Linked DNA regions of Homo sapiens: region 2 is linked to region 1. Evidence: chromatin loops called from intact Hi-C (ENCODE). Cell type or tissue: psoas muscle. All regions are shown on one strand. Each heading gives the region's core, and the rest is flanking DNA. Links, peaks and the distances in the headings are about the cores only. Region 1 overlaps BRCA2 (BRCA2 DNA repair associated). Region 2 overlaps PDS5B (PDS5 cohesin associated factor B).

Region 1 (8,000 bases), core at 1-8,000:
AAATGTTACAATTTGGGTTCTCCCTGTGAGAAGTGAGTCCGGTTTTAAAACCTGTGAGTATACTTGCTGCAGGTCTGAAAATGAAGGCTTTATGATTCTTTCTTGAAAAATTATTTGCCTCTATCTTTTATAATATTATTTGTTGAAGCTTGTGCATTCTATGAATCATCATGAAGATAGCTTTAATTTCATCCACAAAATTTAACAATATTTTTTTGTCTGGACATAAGGGGGCAGAATAAGAGTTGGAGTAGGGCCTTGCCCAGCCACTCTGTAACTGGACAAGTGATGTATTTATTTCTTAGGACCTCATTTCCACCTTCTATCAAGGGAAAACCTAAGAGTAGGTTATCTTTAGGGTTCTAAGTGCCTATGAGTCTATGAGATTTGACTTTATTAAAGTTATCTTTGTAATTCTTTGAGGAGAACGTAGGCATCCATTTTTAAAACAGTCCTGTTAGAATTTGTTTTCAGTAACAATGTTGAATGATGGCCTTTTGAAATCAGGTTTTACAACAAAATTGTTTAAACACTGCCTGCATATTTAGAATCTCTATACCTATATTAAGATACAGAGATTGGATAGTCTCCCTTTTCAGTATAGATAATCTCCCTTCCCGGTAGAGATTAGGATATTAAGATGTATAATATCCTAAAGTGTAGCAGCAGTCTGGTATGTTACATGTCTAAATTCCATTTCCTATTTTATTTGTTTATTGATTTATCTGTTTATTTTTGTTACACTGGGTAAGATTCCCAAGAGGTACAAGTAGAAATTTGCTAAAGTGAGTAGGACAGAAGTGTAGAGGCAAACATAAAAGTATGTTTAGTACATATCTGTTTTAAATTGTATCTACTATTTCAAAGTTAATGGAATTATACTCCTGGGGCTAAGAATGAGGGTTCTAGGGCCAACCTCTACTACCTATGTGGCTTGTGCAAATTAGTTGTCCCCTTTGTGCCTCAGTTTTACCTACAACACAGAAACAATGATATTACCTACCCCATGGACTGTTGTGAAGATTAAATGAATTAGTACATTTACTACACATAGATCTATTTCTCAAAATAATGAGCATTCAGATATTAGCCATCTGTAATGTAGTTGGTGATGATTATGATTATTAGAGTACATTTATAATTGGAGGATCATTTTTGCCGTAGGGAAATAGAATTATTAATAGTTTGAGGCACCTGAGAATATTATGTGAGAAACTGATTACATTAACCACACCCTTAAGATGAGCTCTAATTTTGTTGTATTTGTCCTGTTTAAAGCCATCTAGTTACAATAGATGGAACTTTTTTGTTCTGATTGCTTTTTATTCCAATATCTTAAATGGTCACAGGGTTATTTCAGTGAAGAGCAGTTAAGAGCCTTGAATAATCACAGGCAAATGTTGAATGATAAGAAACAAGCTCAGATCCAGTTGGAAATTAGGAAGGCCATGGAATCTGCTGAACAAAAGGAACAAGGTTTATCAAGGGATGTCACAACCGTGTGGAAGTTGCGTATTGTAAGCTATTCAAAAAAAGAAAAAGATTCAGGTAAGTATGTAAATGCTTTGTTTTTATCAGTTTTATTAACTTAAAAAATGACCTTACTAACAAAATGATTATAAATCCAGATAAAGTATAAAGTTAGTTTATATCAGAGAAGCAAAATCCACTACTAATGCCCACAAAGAGATAATATAAAAGAGGATCTGTATTTATTTTGAAACAAACATTTAAATGATAATCACTTCTTCCATTGCATCTTTCTCATCTTTCTCCAAACAGTTATACTGAGTATTTGGCGTCCATCATCAGATTTATATTCTCTGTTAACAGAAGGAAAGAGATACAGAATTTATCATCTTGCAACTTCAAAATCTAAAAGTAAATCTGAAAGAGCTAACATACAGTTAGCAGCGACAAAAAAAACTCAGTATCAACAACTACCGGTACAAACCTTTCATTGTAATTTTTCAGTTTTGATAAGTGCTTGTTAGTTTATGGAATCTCCATATGTTGAATTTTTGTTTTGTTTTCTGTAGGTTTCAGATGAAATTTTATTTCAGATTTACCAGCCACGGGAGCCCCTTCACTTCAGCAAATTTTTAGATCCAGACTTTCAGCCATCTTGTTCTGAGGTGGACCTAATAGGATTTGTCGTTTCTGTTGTGAAAAAAACAGGTAATGCACAATATAGTTAATTTTTTTTATTGATTCTTTTAAAAAACATTGTCTTTTAAAATCTCTTATGATTAGTTGGAGCTACCAGTTGGCAAATTTGCTAGCTAACTAGTGATCTGAAAGTAAGCCTCTTTGAACCTCTGATTTTTCATGAAAAGCAATTCTCTCAATTCTATATTATTTCAAGGGTAACAAGTTACATCCTAGTCTGTGTACTTAATTTTATAGAAATTGTCCTTAATTTTATTTTCTGCAATTTATGTTTTCTTACTATTTCTGGTGTATGTGTTTATCCCATTGTGATGTTATATTGGTGTCCTCAATTTATTTCCTTAGCCATACACTCTACTTTTCATTGTACAGGGCTATTTATTATCTCAGAGTCAAGCTTTTTTTTTTTTTTTTTTTTCCCCGAGATGGAGTCTCACTCTGTTGCCCAGGCTGGAGTGCAGTGGCGCTATCTCAGCCCACTGCAAGTTCTGCCTCCCAGGTTCACACCATTCTCCTGCCTCAGCCTCCCGAGTAGCTGGGACTACATATACCCGCCACCGAGCCTGGCCAATTTTTTGTATTTTTAGTAGAGTCGGGGTTTCACCGTGTTAACCAGGATAGTCTAAATCTCCTGACCTCGTGATCTACCAGCCTCGGCCTCCCAAAGTGCTGGGATTACAGGCGTGAGCCACCGTGCCTGGCCAGAGTCAAGCTTTTATTTTATTGAATATATGGTCTTACTAAGTTCAATAGCATGAATCTGTTGTGAAGAATTCAAGAATTTTCTTCTATTTGTTGAGTTTTGTTTTCTTAGGAGTTTTGCTCTTTCTCTTTTGCTGTGTTTTCTCCTTATTTTTTAAATGTGTTTGTGTTTGGTGAGTTATGTTTTAGTGCTTCGTAGGTTTTTCTTTGACTATATTATATTAGTAAGCCACATTGTTCCCATGCCATTTTATTTCATCTTGGTCATATTTGGATGACTCTTTTCACACATTTTATTGTTATTATAGAAGGTGGATAACTTTTGTTCATTTAATTCATCAATATTTATTTAATGACTGTTATGTGCTAGACAGTGTTTTAAGTGCTGGGTACATAGCGATTAACAAAACAGATAAGAATCCCTACCCTCATAGAGCTTACATTATGAGGTTGGGGGAGGGAGATTACAAACAAAGAAATAAGTAATATACATGTGTATAGTTTTTTTAGTGCTCAGAAAAAAAATTAAGTGGGTAAGGGGGTAATGTCAGAGAAGAGAGAGGGATGTAATTTTAGATTGAGAGGTGAGGAGAGAGACCTCCCTGGAAAGCTGACATTTGAGTGAAGCTTGAAGGAATTGAGGGAGTGAGGTGAGGCATGTGGCCATCTGGGGAAAGCTTTCCAGGCAATTACAAAGGCCGCAGTACAGCAGGATCATGCCTAGTGTGCCGTGAAGCATTGGCAGAGACCAGAGAGTGAGAAGTAACATCCAGGGACAGAGGCAGTGAAGAGCCAGGTCGTGTGGGGGTCCTTGTGTGGACTGTAACTTCCTGTGATGACAGGAAGTCACAGGAAAATTCCAGGTAGAGGGACACTGTCTGACAGGTTTTCACAGAATCATTCAGGCCACTGTGTTGAGAATAGGCTGTAGGGGGCACAAGAGTACAAACAAGCCATTTGGAGGCTCTTTCAAGCACTTAGGCAAAAGATGATGAACCAAACAAAAGCAATGGAAGTGGTGAGAAGCAGTCAGATTCTTGTTGTATTTTGAAGGTAGGGGGACGGTGCAGGATGGTCTGAACATTGGGAAAAATGGAATTGCCACTTAGAAGGAAAGACTGCAAGAAAAGCAAGTATGTGGGGAAGTTCAGGAGCTCAGTTTTAGACAGTTAAGTTTTAGATGCTTATTAGGCATCTAAGTAGAAATGTCTACTTGATGGTTACATAGGAATCTGTTCAGAGGAATGGCTGGATATGAATTTGGGAGTCTTTACTACAAATTTTTTTGTATTTTTAGTAGAGACGGGGTTTCACCGTGTTAGCCAGAATGGTCTCGATCTCCTGACCTCGTGATCCACCCACCTTGGCCTCCCAAAGTGCTGGGATTACAGGCATGAGCCACTGCACCCGGCCAGTCATACAGGGGACATTTAAAGCCGTGAGACTGGATGAGGTCACTGTGGGCATGGGAGTAGATAGAGACGGGAAGAGATCCAAGACCTGATTGAAGCCTTTTATACTTAGAAGCAGGGAAATATAAATGTAAATATAGGAATCAGTAAAAGAAACAGAGGAATGGCCAGAGAGGTTGGAGGAATACTGGAGTGAGGTATGCTGAAAGCCAAGAGAAAAAAAGAATTGTCGAGTAGTGAGAGTGATTAAGTCTGCCAAATGCTATTTCATAGAATTGATAATGAAGTGAGGACCAAGAATTGATCATTGGCTTTAACACCGTGGAGGAGCACTTTCAGTGGACTGAAGTGGGGCAAAGGAAATGGAGGGAAAGGAGGAATGATAGTGAATATAGGCATTTCAAGGATTTTTGCTTTAAGAGAAGAAGAGAAATGAATCAGTAGCCAGAAGGGGAATCAGGATCAAGAGAACATTTGCTTTTTCAGTTGAAAGTGCTAATAGCATACTGATGAGATACTGTATGCTGATGAGAAAGATCCAATAAAGAAGGTAAAATGCAAGATGGAAGCAAAACAGGAACAGCTGTGGGGCACTGTTCTCAGATACTGTGTGGTATGGTATCTAGAGGCTCTGTTGAAATTGGCCTTAGCTAGCAGGAGAGACTGTTCATCTGTAATCACAGGAAAAAAGTAAAGTACGTAGGTATAGATACCAATGGAAGAGTTGATATACAAGAGGAAACTTGTGGCAGACCTCTTTTGATTGCTCTATTTCCTCGCTGAAACAGGGCACAAAATCATCAGCTGAGAGTCAGAATGAAGAAAAGGGGGCCAGGCGCGGTGGCTAACGCCTGTAATCCAGCACTTTGGGAGGCCAAGGTGGGTGGATCACGAGGTCAGGAGATGGAGACAATCCTGGATAACACGGTGAAACCCCGTCTCTACTAAAAATACAAAAAATTAGCCGGGTGTGGTGGCGGGCGCCTGCAGTCTCAGCTACTCGGGAGGCAGAGGCAGGAGAATGGCGTGAACCTGGGAGGTGGAGCTTGCAGTGAGCTGAGATCACACCACTGCACTCCAGACTGGGAGATTCCGTCTCAAAAAAGAAAAAGAGAAAGAAAAGGGTGTTGAAGGTTTGAGAGAAGAGGAAAGGCATGAAATCATTATCTAAGAAAGTGGTAGAGTAAATGGACTAAGTAAACACATCATGACTGCCAGGGCCCACTGGAGGTTTAATGTTCATGAATATATTGTTGTTGTGTGATATTTTTTCAACCGTGTTCAGCTCTGATGGTGTGGGCATGAAGTAGTTGGAAAGTAGAATTTAACCAGGTCTGTAGTTTAGCTGGGTAAGTAATGCAAAGCAAGAAGGGCAAAGAATTTGGGGGTATATGCAAAAGGAGGATTTAAATAATTGACCTTGGACACAATGCAGAGCAAAGAAGAGACATTAGAAGACGTGGATCAATGAACAGGAGATAAGAAAAGCTGATTGTAGGTCACGGTGGGTTTGAGTTAGGGTTTTAGAGGGAGTGAACTGGGCAGATCAAAGGTAGGTGGTTGAAGAAGGAGGTACTTCAAATTGAGATTCTGGGGGAAATGGAGTTATTGGAAATAAAAGTCTTGGGTATGTCCATTGCAGTGAGTTACCAGTGGAAAATAGAGGACATGATCATTTAGGAAGAAAACAAGGAACTTGGGAGCAACAGAGTATTGGAAGGATTGCCTGTGAGGATACTGAAATTTCCAGGAAACATGACCATCGTGATGACAGAATGACAGTGAGTTATGAGTTAAAATCTTCAAGGAATGAAAGGCAATGAGTGAGCCAGGGTCAATGGATGCCTGTAGCAAGGAACAGTAATGAATGACAGTCTGATAACACGAGGTTCAAAACTGAGTGTTTTTAGAGTGGGAGGAGCAGCAATGAAGCATGAGGAAGACATCTGCCTCATCTCAGCCTCCAGTAGCACAAGGTCTGCAGGGGCAACTGTACAGGCAGACAAGAACCAGGTTTGTTGCAACAAGATGGCAATGAGAGCACCTGCAGGAAAGGGTGACGGTAGTGGAGATCTTACTGAGTTCCAGAGGCCCCATTGAAAGGATTCGAGGAGATGAAGAGGTAGGAGGAGATGGTGCCCAGAAAGGCCACATCCAAAGCCTGGAAGCGGAATCCAGGGAATTTGGCATGACTGAGAGCCTGTGCTGCCTTTTTTAAATGTTTTAATTTTTGTGTGTTTATAGCAGGTGTATATATTTATGGGGGAGCCTGTGCTTGTTATGGGGACTGACACAGATCAGCTCTTGGCCCCAAGGCAAGGTGTGTGGGAGAAGAAAAAGTGAGGAGGCCTAGATGTCAGAGGAGTCCGGCTAAACCACTGCAGAACTGCTGCCTAATTCACAGCAACCATGAGTAAAAATGCTGATGATCATCAGGTCAAGGATAGTCTGGAGCAGTTAAGATGTTACTTTACATGGGAGGTATCAATTAAAGATGATGAAATGCCTGATTTGGAAAACAGAGTCTTGGACCAGATTGGGTTTCTAGACTAAATACAGTGTGGGAATACACAATACACAACCTACTAGCCTATGTGAAACACCCGAAAGGCCAGAATGAGGAAGTGCTGGAGAACTTGAAAGAAGCTGAAGACTTAATCCAGAAAGAAGATGCCAATCAGATTTGAGAAGCCTGGTAACCTGGGGCAACTTTGCCTGGGTGTATTACCACATGGGCAGACTGGCAGAAACCCAGACTTACCTGGACAAGGTAGAGAACATTTGCAAGAAGTTTTCAAGTCCTTTCTGTCACAGAATGGAATGTCCAGAGATGGACTGTGAGGAAGAACGGGCCTTGCTGGAATGTGGAGGGAAGAATTATGAACAGGCCAAGGCCTGCTTTGAAAAGGATCTGGCAGTGGCTGCTGAAAACCCTGAACTCAACACTGGGTATGAAATCACCGCCTGTCGCCTGGATGGCTTTAAATTAGCAACGGGGGATCACAAGTCATTTTCTTTGCCTACCCTAAGGCAGGCTGTCAGGCTAAATGTAGATGATAGATATAGTAAGGTTCTTCTTGCCCTGAAGCTTTGGGATGAAGGACAGGAAGCTGAAGGAGAAAAGTACTTTGAAGGAGCTCTGGCCAATACGTCCATGCAGACCTTTGTCTTTGGATATGTCTTTGGATATGTCTTCTCTTCTTACTGAAGAGAAGACTTTGTGGATGAAGCTCTTGAGCTCTTAAAAACCTCCTTGCAGGCAACTCCCACTTCTGCCTTCCTGCATCACCATATAGGGCTTTGTGACAGGACACAAAAGATCCAAATGAAGGAAGCTACCAACAAGCAGCCTAGAGGGCAGAACAGAGAAAAGGTAGACAAAATGATAAGATCACCTGTATTTCATCTTCAATCTGCTGTGGAACAAAAGCCCACATTTGAGGTTGCCTATATAGAACTGGCAGGAAAGTATATAGAAGCAGGCAATCACAGAAAAGCTGAAGACACTTTTCAAAAAGTGTTGTGCATGAAACCAGTGGTAGAAGAAATAATGCAAGACATATATTTGCACTATGGTAGATTTCAGGAATTTCAAAAGAAATCTGATGTCAGTGCAATTATCCGTTATTTAAAAGCAATAAAAATAGAAAAAGGCATAATTTTCAAGGGATAAAAGTGTCAATTCTTTGGAGAAACTGGTTTTAAGGAAACTTCAGA
Region 2 (17,096 bases), core at 4,122-12,121, 260 kb after region 1:
CTCACTGTAGCCTCGACATCCCTAGGCTTAGGTGATCCTCTCACCTCAGCCTCCCAGTTAGTTGGGACTAATTTTTTTGTATTTTTTGTAGTGGTGGCGTTTCACCATGTTGCCCAGGCTGGTCTCAAACTCCTGGGCTCAAGCAGTCCACCTGCCTTGACCTCCCAAAGTGTTAGGATTACAGGCGTGAGCCGTGGCGCTCGGCCCCTATTTTTCTTAACATTTCACATTATCTAACACATACATTGACATTTGTTGTCTGTTTTCCTTCAACTTTAATATAAGCTATGCCACGAGAACAATAATCTTTGGCTTTCTCCTACAGTTATATTCCCCAGTCAACAGTACCTGGGATATAATAGGTGCTCAATAAATATTTGTTGTTGAAAGAATGAATGATCTGAGTCTGTATTGTGGCAAGTTTGATTGTATTGTTTTGGCAGAGCCCAATGTTTTAGAGATCAAAGGTGCAGTAAAGTTGACAGTTTTTTGTGAAAATTAGGAGTTCTTACCTAAGTTGTCAGTTGGATATAGTATAGGCCAGGAATATGTATCTGAAGGCAAAGCCAGGATTTAAGGGAAAAAAAAGTTCTTTGGCTTCTTTACAACATGAATTGAGCACCTGAAGTTGTGTTCTAAACTGTTTTCTAAACTTGTCTGACCATAGGAATTGTCTGAGACATTCCTTAAAAACGGCAGAATCTGAAGCTTCTCCCCACACCTCCTGAATCAAAATTTCTAGAGGAGGAACCAGGATATTCTTATTAAAAACAAAGAGGGAAAGAATATCTTCAACAGATGACACTGGGACAACTGGATTTCCACATGCAAAAGAATTAAGTTGGACCTCTCCTTCACATAGTAGATAAAAATGAGCTCAAAATGATCAATGATGTAAATGTAAGATTTAAGCCTGTATACTTTTAGAAGAAAATATGGGAGTAGAATTTTATGAACCTGAATTTATTAGCACAAACAATAAAAAATATATATTGGACTTTATAAAAATTAAAAACTTTTCTGCATCAAAGGACATAAGAAAATGAAAACACAACCTACAGAAGAAAATATTTGCAAGTCATATCTTTAACAAGGATTTAATGTCCAGAATATATAAAGAACTACAGGTCAATGACAAAAAGACAACCTAATTTAAAAGTGAGCAATGATCTTGAATAGACATTTTTCCAAAGATACACAAATAGACCTGTAAGCACATAAGATACTCAACACCATTAATCATTAGGAAAATGAAAATCAAAAACATAATGAGGTTACACTGCATACCTACTAGGATGGCTATAAAAAAACAAAACCAGAAAATAACTGTTGAAGAGGATGTGGAAAAATTGGAGCCCTCATTTGCTGATGTAGCTAGCTGCTGCTGTGAGAAACAGTTTGGTGGTTCTTCAAAAAGCTAATCATAAAGTTACCATAAACTTAGCAATTCCACTGCTAGCTGTGTGCTGAAAAGATTTGTACAGGGACTGAAATGGGTATTTGTACAGCAGTGTTTATTGCAGCACTGTTCACAGTAGCCAAGAATGGAAACCAAGTGTCCACTAGCAGAAGAATGGATAAACAAAATGTGGTATATACATATAATATTCAGTCATACAAATAATTGAAGCTCTGGGCCAGGCGTGGTGGCTCACATCTGCAATCCCAGCACTTTGGGAGGCTGAGGCAGGCGGATCTTGAGGTCAGGAGATCGAGACCATCCTGCCCAACATGGTGAAACCCCGTCTCTACTAAAATACAAAAATTAGCCAGGCGTGGTGGCGCGCGCCTGTGGTCCCAGCTACTCAAAAGAATTTAAGCTCTGATAAGTGCTGTAACAGGATGAACCTGAAAATACACTCAGTGAAATTTGACAGAAAAGGACAAATACTGTGATTCTACTTACATGAGGCACTTAAGGATAGGCAAATTTATAGAGACAGACAGTAGAAGTTACCAGGGGCTGGGGAAAACAGGGCATGGGATGTTATTGCTTAATGGTTACAAGTTTCTTTCTGTTTTGGGTGATGAAAAAGTTTTGGAAATGGTAGTGGTTGCACAATATTGTAAATATAATTAATAATGTCACTTAATTGTACATTTATAAATGGTAGATTCTATGTTACATATATTTTACATAAAAAAAGTATTAGATCTAAAACTATTGAATTGTACACTCTAAAAGATGAATTATTTGATATGTGAATTCTGTCTTAATAAAACTATTTAAGAAAACAAAAACAAAACCAGCTATCCGTGTTTGGACAACACTGTCACAAAACAAAGTTGTTGATTTTAGCCAGGAAGCATATAAGGTAGATGTAATCAGTGAGACTAGATTCAGATTAGATTTAGTAATATTAATCCGTATGCAGTCCCTCAAAACTAATGTCTTTCAGGAATATATCAAGTGTTTATGTACTATAATGATTTTGTTAAGTTTTCCCCATTATAGGGAAATTTATTGAGAAACTTATCAAATTAAACTTTTTGGTGGACTTGACATCCTAATTTTTCTTATAACCCCTCCCCCAGTTTACTCATTATTAATATTTTATTTACAAGGTACATAACTTTGTAAGCAGATTTGTTGAATATTTGTTTATCTTTATGGATACTGTGTTACTTTTAATGAGGTAGAATTAATAGTTGTACTCTCATTTGTCCTGTATACAGTATGGTACATTGGGTCCTTACATATCAATATGGGTGGTACTTTTATGCCCATTTTATTGTCATCTTAAAGAGCTACATTGTAATGTTATGCAATGCCTCCTGGATTTTACTTCTGTCTCAATCTCTTTTCTCCTACTAAACTATACTTCTCTCCTGTTTTCTGTTATATCCTCTCTTCAAATACTCTTATGTTATCTTCCAGTTGTTCAGAGCTTCCTGTTACTGCTTCAGTGAGCCTCTTGCAGTCCCTCATAGATTCCTGCAGTCTTCCTGTGTTCTAGCTGGTATGTCTTTGTCTTTGGAAATTCTCTAAAATACAAATCTCATTTCTCTTTAAATTTCTTAGAAAAGAAAGAAAAAAAATGACAACTGCCTTATGTGATAATGACCAGACTCCTTATCAGAGACTTAAAGCCTTAGATTAACTGGTCCCAATTTCTTTTATAACACCTTCACCAATATGTGCACATGTATATGTACATGCACAGAATCTAGTTGATTCACTTTTGTTTCAGTACTTTTTTCCTTTTTATTCCAATTAGTATCATTTTGTTTATCCATTCACCAGTTAATAGACATTTGGATTGTTTGTTGTTTTTGGGCATTATGAATAATACTGCCATGAATATTCTGGTAAAAGTCTTTGTGTGGATATAGGTTTTCTCTTGGATGGACACCTAGAAGGGGAATTGCTAGGTCATATTGTAAGTTTACATTTAACTTTTTTTTTTTTTTTTTGAGAACAGTGTCTTACTCTGTCACCCAGGCTAGAGTGCAGTGGTGCGATCTCAGCTTACTGCAACCTCCACCTCCAGGGTTCAAGCGATTCTCCTGCCTCAGCCTCCCGAGTAGCGGGGATTACAGCGCCTGCCACTGCGCCTGGCTAGTTTTTGTATTTTTAGTAGAGATGGAGTTTCACTATCTTGGTCAGACTGGTCTCTAACTCCTGACCTTGTGATCCACCCGCCTCGGCCTCCCAGAGTGCTGGGATTACAGGCATGAGCCACCGTGCCCAGCCAACATTTAACCTTTTAAGATACTGTGAAACGTTTTTCAAAAATGGCTGCAGCATTTTACATTCCCATAAAATATGAGGGTTCCAGTTTCTTCACAACCTCAGCAATATTTCTTACTGCCTCTTTTTTTTTTTTTTTTTTTTTAAAGAGGCCGGGCCTTACTCTTGTCACCTAGGCTGGAGTGCAGTAACTTGATGATAGCCTTGAACTCCTGGGCTCAAGCCATCCTCCTGCCTCAGCCTCCTGAGAAGCTAGGACTACAGGCATGCACCACCATGTCCAGCCAATTACGTTTTTTTTTTTTTTTTTTTTTTTTTTTTTTTTTTTTTTTTTTTTTGTGGAGATGGGGGGGTCTCACTGTATTGCCCAGGCTGGTCTAGAATTCCTGCCCTCAAGTGACCCTCCTGCCTTGGCCTCCCAAAGTGCTGGGATTACAGGTGTGAGCCACTATGCCTGGCCTGTCTTTTTTTTTTTTTTTTTTTTAAAGACGGAGTCTTGCTCTGGTGCCAGGCTGGAGTGCAGTGGCATGATCTTGGCTCACTACAACCTCCGCCTCCCGGGTTCAAGTGATTCTCCTGCCTCAGCCTCCGAGGTAGCTGGGATTACAGGTGCGTACCACCACGCCCAGCTAATTTTTGTATTTTTAGTAGAGATGGGGTTTCACCATGTTGGCCAGGATGGTCTTGATCTCTTGACCTCATGATCTGGCCGCCTCAACCTCCCAAAGTGCTGGGATTACAGGCGTGAGCCACTGTGCCTGGCCTGGCCTTTTTGATTAGTGCCATTGTAGTCGCCTAATTAAGCTAAAATATCTTTGTGCCTTGAGTTTCTGGTTGGGCTAACGTTTTTGTTTCTGTTCAGTTTGCTCCGATTTTTTAGTATTCTGATTTTTTTTTTTTTTTTTTTTGAGGCAGAGTCTTGCTCTGTCGCCCAGGCTGGAAGTGCAGTGGTGCTATCTCGGCTCACTGCAAGCTCCACCTCCTCGGTTCACGCCATTCTCCTGCCTCAGCCTCCCGAGTAGCTGGGACTACAAGTGCCCGCCACCACGCCTGGCTAATTTTTTTGTATTTTTAGTAGAGACGGGGTTTCACCGTGTTAGCCATGATGGTCTCGATCTCCTGACCTTGTGATCTGCCTCCCTCGGCCTCCCAAAGTGCTGGGATTACAGGCGTGAGCCACCGCTCCCGGCCTAGTATTCTGATTCTTAATTTCCAATTCAGCATTCCCTAAAGAGCCTGAAGTAAAAACGAGAAAACTTGACCTCTTGTCATTGCTCTGCCACTTACTACAGGGTGACTGTATGCGAGTTCGTCAGCTTTCTGAACTTCATTTTCTTCATCTGTAACATAGGGATGATTCCTACTTTTATAGAATTTTGAAGGAAAATGTGTGCATGAAAGAGCTTTGAAAACCATGATCTGTTTTTAAAAAATTAAAGCTGTCATGCTTACGTATATGAAGTATCAGAAATGCTTACAGAGATAGTAGGCAGAATTAGCACTATATTGTAGTGTTAAGGCATTTGTTACTAAACTTGGCATGTAAATTTCCTCATGGAGCTTTTTTCATATGGAAGTGTTTGGGTCTGATTATTAGAGGATTCAGCAGTGCACCAGAGATGGAAAACCATTAGGTTAAGGGCATAGGCTTTGGAATCAGATATGGCTCAATTTAAGTTCAGTTGTTGATAACTTTAGCATAGTTATTTAACCTCTTTGAACCTCAGTTTCCTTGTTTATAAATGGGCATAATTATATAGTTCATCTTAGTAAGAACATTTATTCAGCTTTTGCTTTTTAACCTGCATTGTGTTATGCATTAGGTATGTAGCAGTGAACAAATTAGGATCCCTAAACTTTTCTCATATAGTTTACAGTTCAGAAGGGGAAACACATTAGAGAATTTGTATTTACATTTATGATAAATTCTTTGAAGCAAAAGTGCAGGGGTGGTGTGAGAGCATGCAGTCAAGATTTTATTTAGACTGAGTAGATTTGGGACAGCTTCCCTGATTGACAGGTGAGACTTGAAAGAGCAGTGTTAGCCAGGCATGAGGGCTAGAGAAGAGAAAAAGTTTATTGAAGCAGAAGGAATAGCACACCCTGAGACAGAAGGATCTTGGTTTAGTGTCTTCAAGGAATAGAGATGTGACTGGAGTGTAATGAGCAAATGGTCAGATTAGTATATTTGGAACTTATTCGAAGGGCAGTGAGAACCTATTTAAGAATTCTAAGTAAGGCAGTGATATGAAGAGATTAGCTTATTAAGATCATTCTGGTTGCTCTCTGAAGAATGAGTTGGATGTGGTGTAGATTTATGTTGTGGTGAAGTAATGGCTAATGATTTCATTTACATTTTGAAGTAATGTAAATGATTTCATTTACATTTTGCAAGGTAGCATTTATAGGATTTGATTGTTGATTGTAAATATTGAAAGGGAATTGCCAAGCTTCATTCCCAGAAAACTGTGAGGAAGAAATGGGTACATGAAGGCAACACACACTGAAGAGGGAGAGGAATGAAGAATGAGGATTTTTTTGGAGGGAGAAAAAAATTGGGAGACATTTTGTTTAGTTTTGAGTATCTTGAGTTCGCGGTATCTTTGAGAATACCCAAGTGGAAATGTTAAGTAGACAATTGTATGTGCGGACTGGAGTTGAAAAGAGAGATCTTTATGGAGTATGTATTAAAAGAAAGCTTAGGGCAAAAGCCTTGGGAGAAGAACATAAACAGTAAAAAGAGAATTGAACTCTGATGAGTTAACTGATATTTGGAGGTTGAGTAGAAGAGAAATCAAAGGAGACAGGAATGACCAGTAAGGTAGGAAAAAATCAGGAAAAGGCAATGTGTTACTAGAAGAAACAAAAGGAAAATAATGTTTCAAGGAGGAGGCTGCGGTCAACTGTGTATCATACTGCTGAGATGAATAAAATAAGGATTAGAAAAGTGTTCACTTGATTTGGCAACATAGAGGTCAACTGATGACTTTTAGTTAGCTTTTACTGCATAACAAATCACCCGAAGACTGACTTACTGAAAACAACTGTTCCCAATTGTGTATATTGGCAATTTGGGTTTGGCTTATCTGGGTGGTTCTACTGATCTGGACCAGGCTTAGCTGATTTTAGCTGGGGTTGCTTATGCATCTACAGATATGCCTCTGTGGTCACCTGGTGATTTGGTTAGGGCTGGCTTGTTCATGATGACCATGGCTGGGACAATGTGCCTCTGTGCATATACATTCTAATTTTCCACTGGGATAGCTTGGACTTGCCGACATCTCCATAGCAGAATTCCAAGAGCAGTAGGTAAGCTAACCCAGAGCACAAACACTTACTAAACTTCTCAATGTCCCATTGCCTAAAAGAGTCATAACGCCATCTCAGATTCTAGGTCTGAAAAAACACTTTTATTTCTTGATGGGAGGAGCAGCAAAGTCACATTGTAAGGGTGTAGATACAAGGAATGGAAAAATTTGTTGTCATTTTTTGCAATCTGCTAGTGACTGTGGCAAAAGCATTTTGCTGATGAGGTGGAGTGTGCGGGTGGGGAACTCTTTGGAAGCCAGGTTGGATTAATATGAATAGTGAATGGGAATTGAAAGTAGATAGTATAGATTACTCTTTGAGAAGCTTGTCTGTGAAGGTAATTTGGGAGAGAGGACAATACCTGAGGCAGGGGAGGTATTTGTAGTCTAAACAGGTATGTTGTATTTTCTTTCCCTTCCTGCCTGAATGCCTTCCATCCATCCAATAACAGAATATATTTGAATGCTGAGAGAGTATCTAGTAGACACAGAGGATGCTGATACGGGGGAAAGAGGAGATAACTAATCAAGTAAAAGTCTTTGAGTAGAGGATGGGATTTTGTGTGCTTATGAAGGGGTTAGTGTTTTGATGTGAGGAGGGCTATTTCCTTTCTGGTATTAGGGAAGAGGGAGGGAAGGAAGGAATGGGGAAGGAGGGAAGGGAGGGAATGGGTGCAAATGTACATAGGCATGTAAATTGGGTAATAAGAGGCTGAGGGTTTCCGTTTGATGGCGCTTCTGTTTTCTCAATGAAGCAACAGCAGTCTACATGGGGGCGTGGGGCGGGGGCGGCGTTGTACAAGAATGTGTGTTGGAGATTTGACGTGAATAGAAAAATTCGTAATTTTATCCACCCCCCCACCCCCCACAATGGGATATCGAGTTGACTACTGAGCAGAGAAATACTAATCACTCAATAAATGAGAGATATTATCACTATTAATATACAAGAATTACTTTAAAGAGATTTAACAGAACACTTTCTGTGCGGTTAGAAACTGATGCAGGTCGAGATATTCCAGGGCCTGGGGCTCCTTTTCTGTTTGAGCCAGTTAAACTTTAGTATCTTCCATAACATTGATGGTCCTTAAAAAATGATGTAGGCAAGTGACCATGTTTGCCCTTTTACAAATAAACATTAACAAAAATATGTATTCAAAGAAAGGGTCCAGTTTCTAAAAGAACTTCCTAAAGTATTCACCGTCACTGTTTTACCAGAACAAATAAGGAATAACATAAATACACTGATTTTGAATTAATAAAGATTAATTCAAACTGCATGGTAGATTAGTCAAAAAATTGTATGTTGAAAAAGGCAGATTTTTGTTTAAACAGTTGGAAAATATGTAAACAGGGCTTTCAAGTTGTATGCTTAGGGGAGAATAGCATAATTTACTTAGCGTTTTTTCTCGTAGGAAAAACTCCCATTAGATTTTTGGTTGTCCCTCAACAAGAATAAGCTAAACTTCTTACACTGTTTAATTATTGTGTACTGAAGAGTTGTCTTTATGGAGGGCACCATCTGCTGGTTGCAAGAGGTAGCAGTTGTGGCGAAGACTGCCTTCTGTAGTTATATCAGACTCTTTACAAAATCTTATGTTTTCCTTTGAATTCCACCTCAAACCTGGAGTGAAATCCCAGAAGGAAAAACAGCTTTAAATTAACATGGCCCAGTATGGATTCTAGTAGTGGTTTGATTTGATTTCTGTGACTGTGAATTTTTAAGAAAAATCAACATGAAACTGGCAGATGCCGGTCTTTATTTGTTGATTTGGATGCCTAAATCAACTAAAAAATAGGATTGCTTATTGTTATGATTGCTCTTGCTCTTTAGTCAGTACTTTGTTTTCCTTTTCTATTCAGTGAAAATATCTTACATATTTTTTACTACAGTCTCTTGTTTAGTTACATCTATGAACATTTATTTATGTCTGATAATATTAAAGAATGACCATTTCATTGATTTTTCTTGTACTCAGTGTGATTAAAAGATTCTCATATATTTAATTAATGATCATTTTATTTGAACTTTAAAAAAAAACTTTAGTATTAGAATATTTTCTTTTCTTTTTTCTTTTTGAGATGAAATCTCGCTGTCTCACCCATGCTGGAGTGCAACGGCACGATCTCAGCTCACTGCAACCTCCACCTCCCAGGTTCAAGTGATTCTCTGGCCTCAGCCTCCTGAGTAGTTGAGACTACAGGCATGCGCCACCATGCCCAGCTAATATTTGTATATTTAGTAGAGACGGGGTTTCGCCATGTTGTCCTGGCTGGTCTCAAACTCCTGACCTCAGGTGATCTGCCCACTTTGGGCTCCCAAAGTGCTGAGATTACAGGCGTGAGCCACTGTGCATGGCCTAGTATTAGAATATTTTCTTATGCTTACTGTTCATGCTGAACATAAAAATGTAAATATAATAATATGCATATGATAATTTTTGAACTGAATTGTTTTCTGAAAATGCTTGTTTCAAATAACCCTTTGAAAGAAGGGAAATTCTAGGTTATAGTTTTACTATTAATTGGTGGTAAATTTAAAGTTTATATTTTTTAAATGGAGAAACTCATAAATCAGCACATTGTTGGCCAGGTGTGGTGGCTCACGCCTGTAATCCCAGCACTTTGGGAGGCCGAGGCAGGCAGATCATGAGGTCAGGAGATCGAGACCATCCTGGGTAACACAGTGAAACCCCATCTCTACTAAAAAAAATACAAAAAATTAGCCAGGCGTGGTGGCGAGCTCCTGTAGTCCCAGCTACTCGGGAGGCTGAGGCAGGAGAATGGCGTGAACCCGGGAGGCGGAGCTTGCAGTGAGCCGAGATCACGCCACTGTACTCCAGCCTGGGTGACAGAGTGAGACTCCGTCTCAAAAAAAAAAAAAAAAAAATCACATTTTTCTGTAATATACTATAGTTTATAAAATAGAGTCTGATATAGGCCAGTTTTATATGACTATTTTCTAAGTGCAGTTATTTTTCATTTTTTGTTTGCTCTACCTTAATAGTGAATGGTTGAGATTCCCCAAAGATGAAAGGAACTATTATATGTCAAATCATTTATTTGACATTCTGTTTAAGGAGCAGCTCTGTATCAATACCTGTTTTTCATTGACTTAATGATACCCTCTTCTTCTGTGTTGCTCCTTTTCTGCTTCCTCTTTTTTCTTTTCACCTTTTTCTTATCTCGTAATTTGGTATTCATTCCCATCATTTTCTGGACACTTTTTTCTCAAATATCCTGTCAAGTTCAAGGGAGTATTTGCTGAAGTCATTTTGTATGTTTTCACTGAGGGTGATCATCACTATATGTCACCCCTCCATTTTCAAACATTTTTGCCTAGGTTTTTGTAATATCACTATATATCGTCCCTTCATCTTCAAACATTTTTTCCGTAGATTTTTGTAACAATTACTCTCATTTTTCTAAAGCCATTTTCTTGACTTTCTTCTGTTTTCCTTCTTTATCTCCCCTGTGGGCTCCCACCACCCCAATCACTATAGGTATTTCATTAAGGTTTAGTGTTGGTATCTCAGCTCACCCTACTCATTTTCTTTACTCATCTTGTAAACCCATAAAGCATGAACAATAAATTGTTCTAAAAATATTTTCTCATTTTACACTTTTTTTCTAGAACTTTAGATGTATAATCTACAGTTGCCTTCTAGAGCAAACTTTATTTTTCCCAAGACTTAATCTCTCTCTCTGGGTTTTCCCCCATCTCCATTACAACGAGGGCAGAGCTCTTTCTTGTACATTTGCTCATCATTGTATTCCTAGTACTTAGTGTATTGCACCAAGCAAATTCTCAATAAATATTTAAATAAATGGCCTTCTAGGAACAAAGGTTTCGAATCTTATAATCATGTTCTGCTTCTCTGGTATAATCATTCGTAAGTCGTTGAATCAGTTTTCTTGTTTTGTAGTCATTGCCTACAGTCAGTTCCTCATTACTTCTTTCTTGGAATTTTGCAGTAGTTTTCTAACTTGTTTTAATTTCTCCTGTGTCTAGCTCTACTTTTTGCTGTAACCATAATTTCTTCGAATAGTTCTGGTCGTTCATTCATTCATTATTTCCTGAGTGCCTACTACTGATAGTAGCTATTTGCGATAGATGCTAGCAGATAGATGCTAGCATAAATGTTATATGCTACTTTTCTTAAGGAGCTTACAGTCTAGTGGGAGAGACAAAGATAGAAATAAGTACAATAGATACAATGTGATAATTGCTAATTGTAGTAGGTTCAAAGTGTGACTAGCTGTAGGGGAGGAGCCTAGCTCTGCCTGGTTGAGGTCAGAAAAAGTTAAAATGAGACTTTAAGGTCTATAGAGTTTGCTTAGTAGACAAGGGCCAGTATGTTTTACTCATAGGAAAAACAACCTGTGTATATTCACAGAGGTGTTTCAAACCTCTCCTTACAATGCTGTTCATAAGACTGAAGTGCAAATTGAGTAACCTCCCTCTTTGTTGTCTCTTTATTTTTTCCGTCTTAGCTCCCTTTACTTCCTTCCACCTTTTCCTTCAGTCATACTTCTGGTCCAGTAACTGAAATTTGCTCTCTGAGATTTATTCAGAATGTTTTTTTCTGTCTTTTTATTCTGTGTATTATTACCACTTTACCCCTGTCCACTTACAAAAGTGGTTTTTCTTTCAGTCTTATTTTTTCCAAGCTTGTTGTTTATTTCTGTTAGGATAATTTCAGAATCAACTGTGATTCACTTATTTAGGGGAATGTCTGTTTCTCTTCATGGATTTTGAGACCCATTTTACGTGTTTTGCTCTGTAGTTTCTGCTGTTGTGTTCTGCATATGAGGTGCTTGATAAATTTTTGGTTACATGGATGAGTATATTTTACAAGGTCACTCTGTCTACATTGTATAGCTGTGGTCTGTGGCCATATTCATGTATTTGTTTTTATGAATCATGAACAGCTTTTGTCTCTGAAATAAGGCAGAGAGACTTTCTTCCACTCCAGACTCAGTGGAAGAGAAGCTTATCACATTTATCAATCCATTTATCAATCTTTCCCTGGAGTGCTTTGTCCTAGGCATTGGCTGAGTATCTTCTTTGGTTGAAGGAATGTAACTATGAACTTGGTTCTTGCTAGTGTTTTTCCTAACCTGAAGTCATGCAGCTATTCTCTTTTATCATATTCTAAAAGCTTTTAACACTTTGCCTTTATATTTAAGTTGTTACTGTACCTCGAATTCATTTTGTATATGGTGTGAAATATAGGTACAGTGTCCTTTTTAAAAAACTTAGATATGAAAGTGTCTTCAGAACTTTTTATTGTATTCTCTCTGCTCTTTCCTGTTATCGCTACCACTTTTTTTCATATACAGTTGCGTACCACACAACTTTTCTGTCAGTGATGGACTGCATATATGATGGTGGTTCCATAAGCTTATAATACTGTATTTGTACTGTATCTTTTCTATGTTTAGATACATTTAGATACACAGATACTTACCATTGTGTTACGGTTGTGTACAGTATTCAGTACAGTAACATACTGTACAGGTTTGTAGCCTAGAAGCAATAGGCTATACCATATAGCCTAGGTATGTAGTAGTCTGTTCCATTTAGGTTTGTGTAAGTACACTGTATGATGTTTGCACAACAATAAAATTCCCCAACAACGTATTTATTAGAATGTATCCCATCATTAAGTGATGTATGACTATGCACAGGAGGAACACAGATTTTTGGATGTTAATCTTGTATCCTGGAACGTCGATGAACTAGTAGTTTATTTTTTGTAGATTCCTTTGGCATCTTCTGTGTAGATAATCATGTTGTCTGGATGTAGGGACAGTTTCTTTTCCAATATGTATGCTTTTTATTTTCTGTTTCTTTGTGTGCTGCCTAGGGCTTCTAGCATTATATTGAATAAAAGTGCTGGGAGTAGACATCATTTCTTTGTTTCTGATCTTAAAGGGGAAGCATTTAGTCTTTTACCATTAAGTATTTGTGTTACCTGTTGTTACCTGTTGGTGACTTATGCTTGTTATGGATGTCCCTGACTTATGGTGGTTCAACTTAGGACAATTTTTTGACTTTATGATGGTGTGAAGGCAATACACATTTGGTATGTTTCTTGACATATGATAGAAATGCACTTTTGGCTTAACTATATTTTAAATTTACAATGGGTTTATTGGGACGTAACCTTATTGTAAGTTGAGGAACATCTCTATATTGATGTTTTTTACTTTTCATCCTTGCTAAACTCAGTCTTAATAATTCACATGTTTTATCTGTAAATCCTTTTGAAGTTTTTATGTATGTAAACATATCATCTGTGAATAACGACTGGTTCATTTTAAATCCTTATACCCTTTATTTCTTTTTCTTTCCCTCCTTTGTTGATTAGCATCTTTATTGCAGTGTCAAATTAAAAAAAAAGTGATGATAGTAGGTATGTTCCTGTAGTTCCTGAACACAAAGCTTTTAATGGATTGTCAGTAAACATTATTTATGCTGTAGGGTGTTTATAGCATCCTACTTATCTCAGATAAAGGAAACTTTCACCCAATTCTTAGTTTACTAAACTTGTTTCTTGTTTCGTTTTTGTTTTACAGTCATGAGTTGTTGAATTTACCAAATTTTTCTTAATTTATTGAGATTTGAAAAAATCTGTTTAGTATATAATTTAAATATGATTTTCTTTTTAAGCCTGTTGATGTGATGAATTTAACCTTGCCTTCCCGGGATAAACACTTATGAATATATTGCTGCATTTGGTTTCCTAATATTTTGTTTAGGAGTTTTGCATTTATGATTAAGATTTGTCTGTGATTTATTTTCTCTGATTGTTCTTTTCTTTTTTCTTTTCCTTTTTCAGATACAGACTCTCACTGTGTTGCCTAGGCTGGAGTGCAGTGGCACAATCATAGCTCACTGCATCCTTGAACTCCTGGCCTCAAGTGATCTTGTCACCTCAACTTGGCTAATTTTTTATTCATTTTAATTTTTTTGTAGGGGCAAGATCTCGCTTTGTTGCCCTGGCTGGTCTTGAACTCCTGGCTTTAAGCAGTCTTACTGCCTCAGCCTTCCAAAGTGCTGGGATCACAGACAGGAGCCATTGTGCCTGGCCTCTGATAGTTCTCATTGGGTTTTGTTGTCAGAGTTATGCTAATTAGTTGCTTAAAACTAGTTGGGAAGGATTCCCTTGTTTTTCATTTCTTGGAACTATTTGTATGACATGGGAAATATTTCTTCCTTTATTTGACAGGACTCACTAGTAAAGCCATCTAGACTTGGATATTTTTCCTTGTGGAAAGATCTGTTAATGATTGATTTTGTTTCTTAATCATTTTTTTCTTTCTTGAGTTAGTTTTGGTAATAAGATGTAGTTTCTCAGCTTTATCTACATTTTCAAATGTTATATTATCAAATTTATAAGATTGACCTGTGATTTTTGACTTTGTTGATCCTACGCTTGTTTTCTTTTGATTCATTGATTATTAAGAAGTGCTTTAAAAAATGTAAATGTCTGGAGCTTTTCTTGTTATCTGTTTTGTTAAGCTTTTTGTTGAAGTATAACATACATTCAGGAAAGTGTAAAACTTATGTCTTTAGCTCTATATGACTTCACACAAAGTGAAAATACTTGTGTAACTAGCATCTTAGAAGTATCTTTTCACCCCTTTTTCCGTTAACATTTGTCTCCCAAAACATCACTGTCCTGACTTTTACTGTCATAGATTAGGTTTCTCTGTTTTCGAGCTTATAAATGTAATCATACTCTTATGTAGTGTTTTGTGTCTGGCTTCTTTCACTTTGATGTGTGTGTGTGGGTGTGTGGGTGTGTGGTGTGTGGTGTGTGGTGTGTGTTGAGACAAGGTCCACTCTGTCATTCAGGCTTGAGTGCAGTGGTGTGATCATGGCTTGCTGTGGCTTTGACTTCCTGGGCTTAAGCAGGACTTCCACCTCAGCTTCCCGGGTAGCTGGGACCACAGGTGCACACCACTATGCTTGGCTAATTTATTTTTATTTTTTGTAGAGATGAGGTCTCACTGTATTGCCCAGGCTGGTCTTGAACTCCTGGGCTCAAGTGATCCACCTGCCTTAGCCTTCCCAGATGCTGGGATTACAGATGTGAACCATCATGCCCATCCAGATGTTTGTAATGTTAATCCATATTATTGTGTGAGGCAATGATTTATTCTCTCATGGCTGTGTTTTTTTTTTTTTTTTTTTTTTTGCCCCCATTGTATGACTATACTACAAATTGCTATTCATTCTAGTGTTGATGGTCATTTGTGTTTTCTGTTTTGGCAACTGAATGGTATTGCTGTGAACATTTTTTTATATGTCTTACGGTGGACAAACTATACGTTTCTATTGAGTAAATACCACAGAGTGAATCTGGGGCCTATTTATCTTTTTTTTTTTTAACTTGATATTTAGCTTAACGGGTTTTAGTGTTTGCATGACATAATTTTCCATCCTTTTACTTTCAGCATGTATCCACTTTTTTCATTGTCTTTTAAGGTGTTTATGTTGAAATTTAAAAATCTTTTCTTTTAACCTGATTGTGTATATTACATACACATATAGTACTTAGTATGTGCTAAGCAATGTTGTAGGTACTTTATATATAAATACTTACACCTCTTAGTTTTCATTTGGCTAATTTGCCCTTATTTTACTCTGCACTTAAAAATTATACTCCTTGGTTGTAAACTTCTAGATTTGCAGTTATATTCTTTCTCTGCTTTGAAGATAACATTTTGCTGTCTTCTGGCTTATGTTGTTGCTGTTGAGAAGTCACCTGTTAGTTTAAATGCTATTCCTTTCAAGGTACTGTGTGTGCTCTAAATTTTGTTTGTTTTCTGGAATTATTATTATTTTAAATTTAACCCTGTTTGGCTTACTGAATTTGTAGGTTGGTATTTTATGATATTCTCTGTAGGTATTTGGCCTCTGCTTCAATCTAGTCCTTCTGGTACTCTCATGAATCCCATGAGTGAATCTCTCATTCTTCTCTCTCTATAACTTCCATGAATTGTAGGCTACATTTAGGCCTTTCTATCCTTATGTATTTCAGGTGTATGTTTCACTGTGTTGCACTCCGGATAATTTCTTATGACCTTTCTTTCACTTCATTCTTTCTTTTTTGAGACAGGTGGAATGCAGTGGCGCAATCTCAGCTCACTGCAACCTCTACCTCCTGGGTTCAAGCAGCTCCCCTACTGCAGCCTCCCGAGTATCTGGGACTACAGGGGTGTGCCACCACACCTGGCTGATTTTTGTATTTTTTGTAGAGATGGGATTTTGGTATGTTGCCCAGGCTGTTCTTAAACTTTGGAGCTCAAAGTTTAAGCTCAAAAGGCCTGCCTTGGCCTCCCAAATGTGCTGGGATTACAGGCGTGAGCAATCCCACCTGGCCTTTAATGGTTTTTCGTATCTGCGAATACATTGACCTGTTGAATTTTCAATTTCAGTAATTGTATTTTTTCATTTTTAGAAGTTCTATTTAAAAAAAATCTTCTAGTTTAGTCTTTATAATTTTTTTTGTTTCCTGTAGATATTTTTGGAATTGTCTTTTATTTCTTTAAGATTATAGTAGTTTTACAGTCTTTGATAGACACAAAAATTGTGTCTGTTTTTGTTGTGTGGTATTTCTGCTGGTTCTCCCTCATAGTTGCTTGGTTATTTTTGACTTGATACTTGCTCATTGTTCTAGAAACATCATAGTGGGGATTCTTTGATACTTAGGATGAAGGCACCCTTCTCTAGGCAGGACTTGGATTTACTTATGTTAGGTGCTTGGGGCTGTTATTAACCAGGGGTCTGTGAGTTCATGTTTTGAGATTCTCTGGGCCACTTAGGTCATGTCAGCCCCAGCAAGTGTGCAGGCCCATGGCCAAAACTAATTACCTGTTCCTTCCCTGTATTCATGTTGCCTTTCTCTGTTTAGCACCAAGGCAGCCTTCTCAGCGGTTCCCTCTAGGGGGTGGGGCTGGGGAAAAGAGGTGTTCATTTCTAGTTTACCCTCTCCTTTGCAGGTATATCTTCTTTGGGTAGGGTGGTGGCCTACATTAATGTCAGGAGAGTTTCCTATTTGACTGTCTGCCTTGATATGTTCAGA

What was found. A loop is a pair of places that touch in the nucleus more often than their neighbours do. Peaks named below come from ENCODE experiments on the same cell type or tissue, not always from the same donor. Only the 100,000 strongest peaks of a DNase experiment are listed, where the experiment ranks them.
Region 2: it touches region 1 in a loop (2.5-fold over the local background); 17 of 110 quality-filtered maps call a loop at or near these places.

The regions. Positions count from the first base shown.
Region 1 is chr13:32,377,968-32,385,967 of GRCh38, forward strand. BRCA2 (BRCA2 DNA repair associated) reads left to right here. Exons shown (of 27, transcript NM_000059.4): 22 at 1,350-1,548; 23 at 1,783-1,946; 24 at 2,040-2,178. It also overlaps the pseudogene IFIT1P1. Among named protein-coding and RNA genes, the nearest start is that of N4BP2L1, 46 kb to the right of the region's middle. RefSeq lists enhancers at 3,625-3,919, 6,812-6,861. In psoas muscle, for the core only: CTCF peaks have their summits at 206 (motif pointing right) and 3,782 (motif pointing right); no DNase peak of the experiment used is centred there.
Region 2 is chr13:32,631,187-32,648,282 of GRCh38, forward strand. All of the region lies in intron 1 of PDS5B (PDS5 cohesin associated factor B), which reads left to right. Among named protein-coding and RNA genes, the nearest start is that of PDS5B, 53 kb to the left of the region's middle. RefSeq lists an enhancer at 14,985-15,094. In psoas muscle, for the core only: a CTCF peak has its summit at 8,537 (motif pointing left); a DNase peak (open chromatin) is centred at 8,525.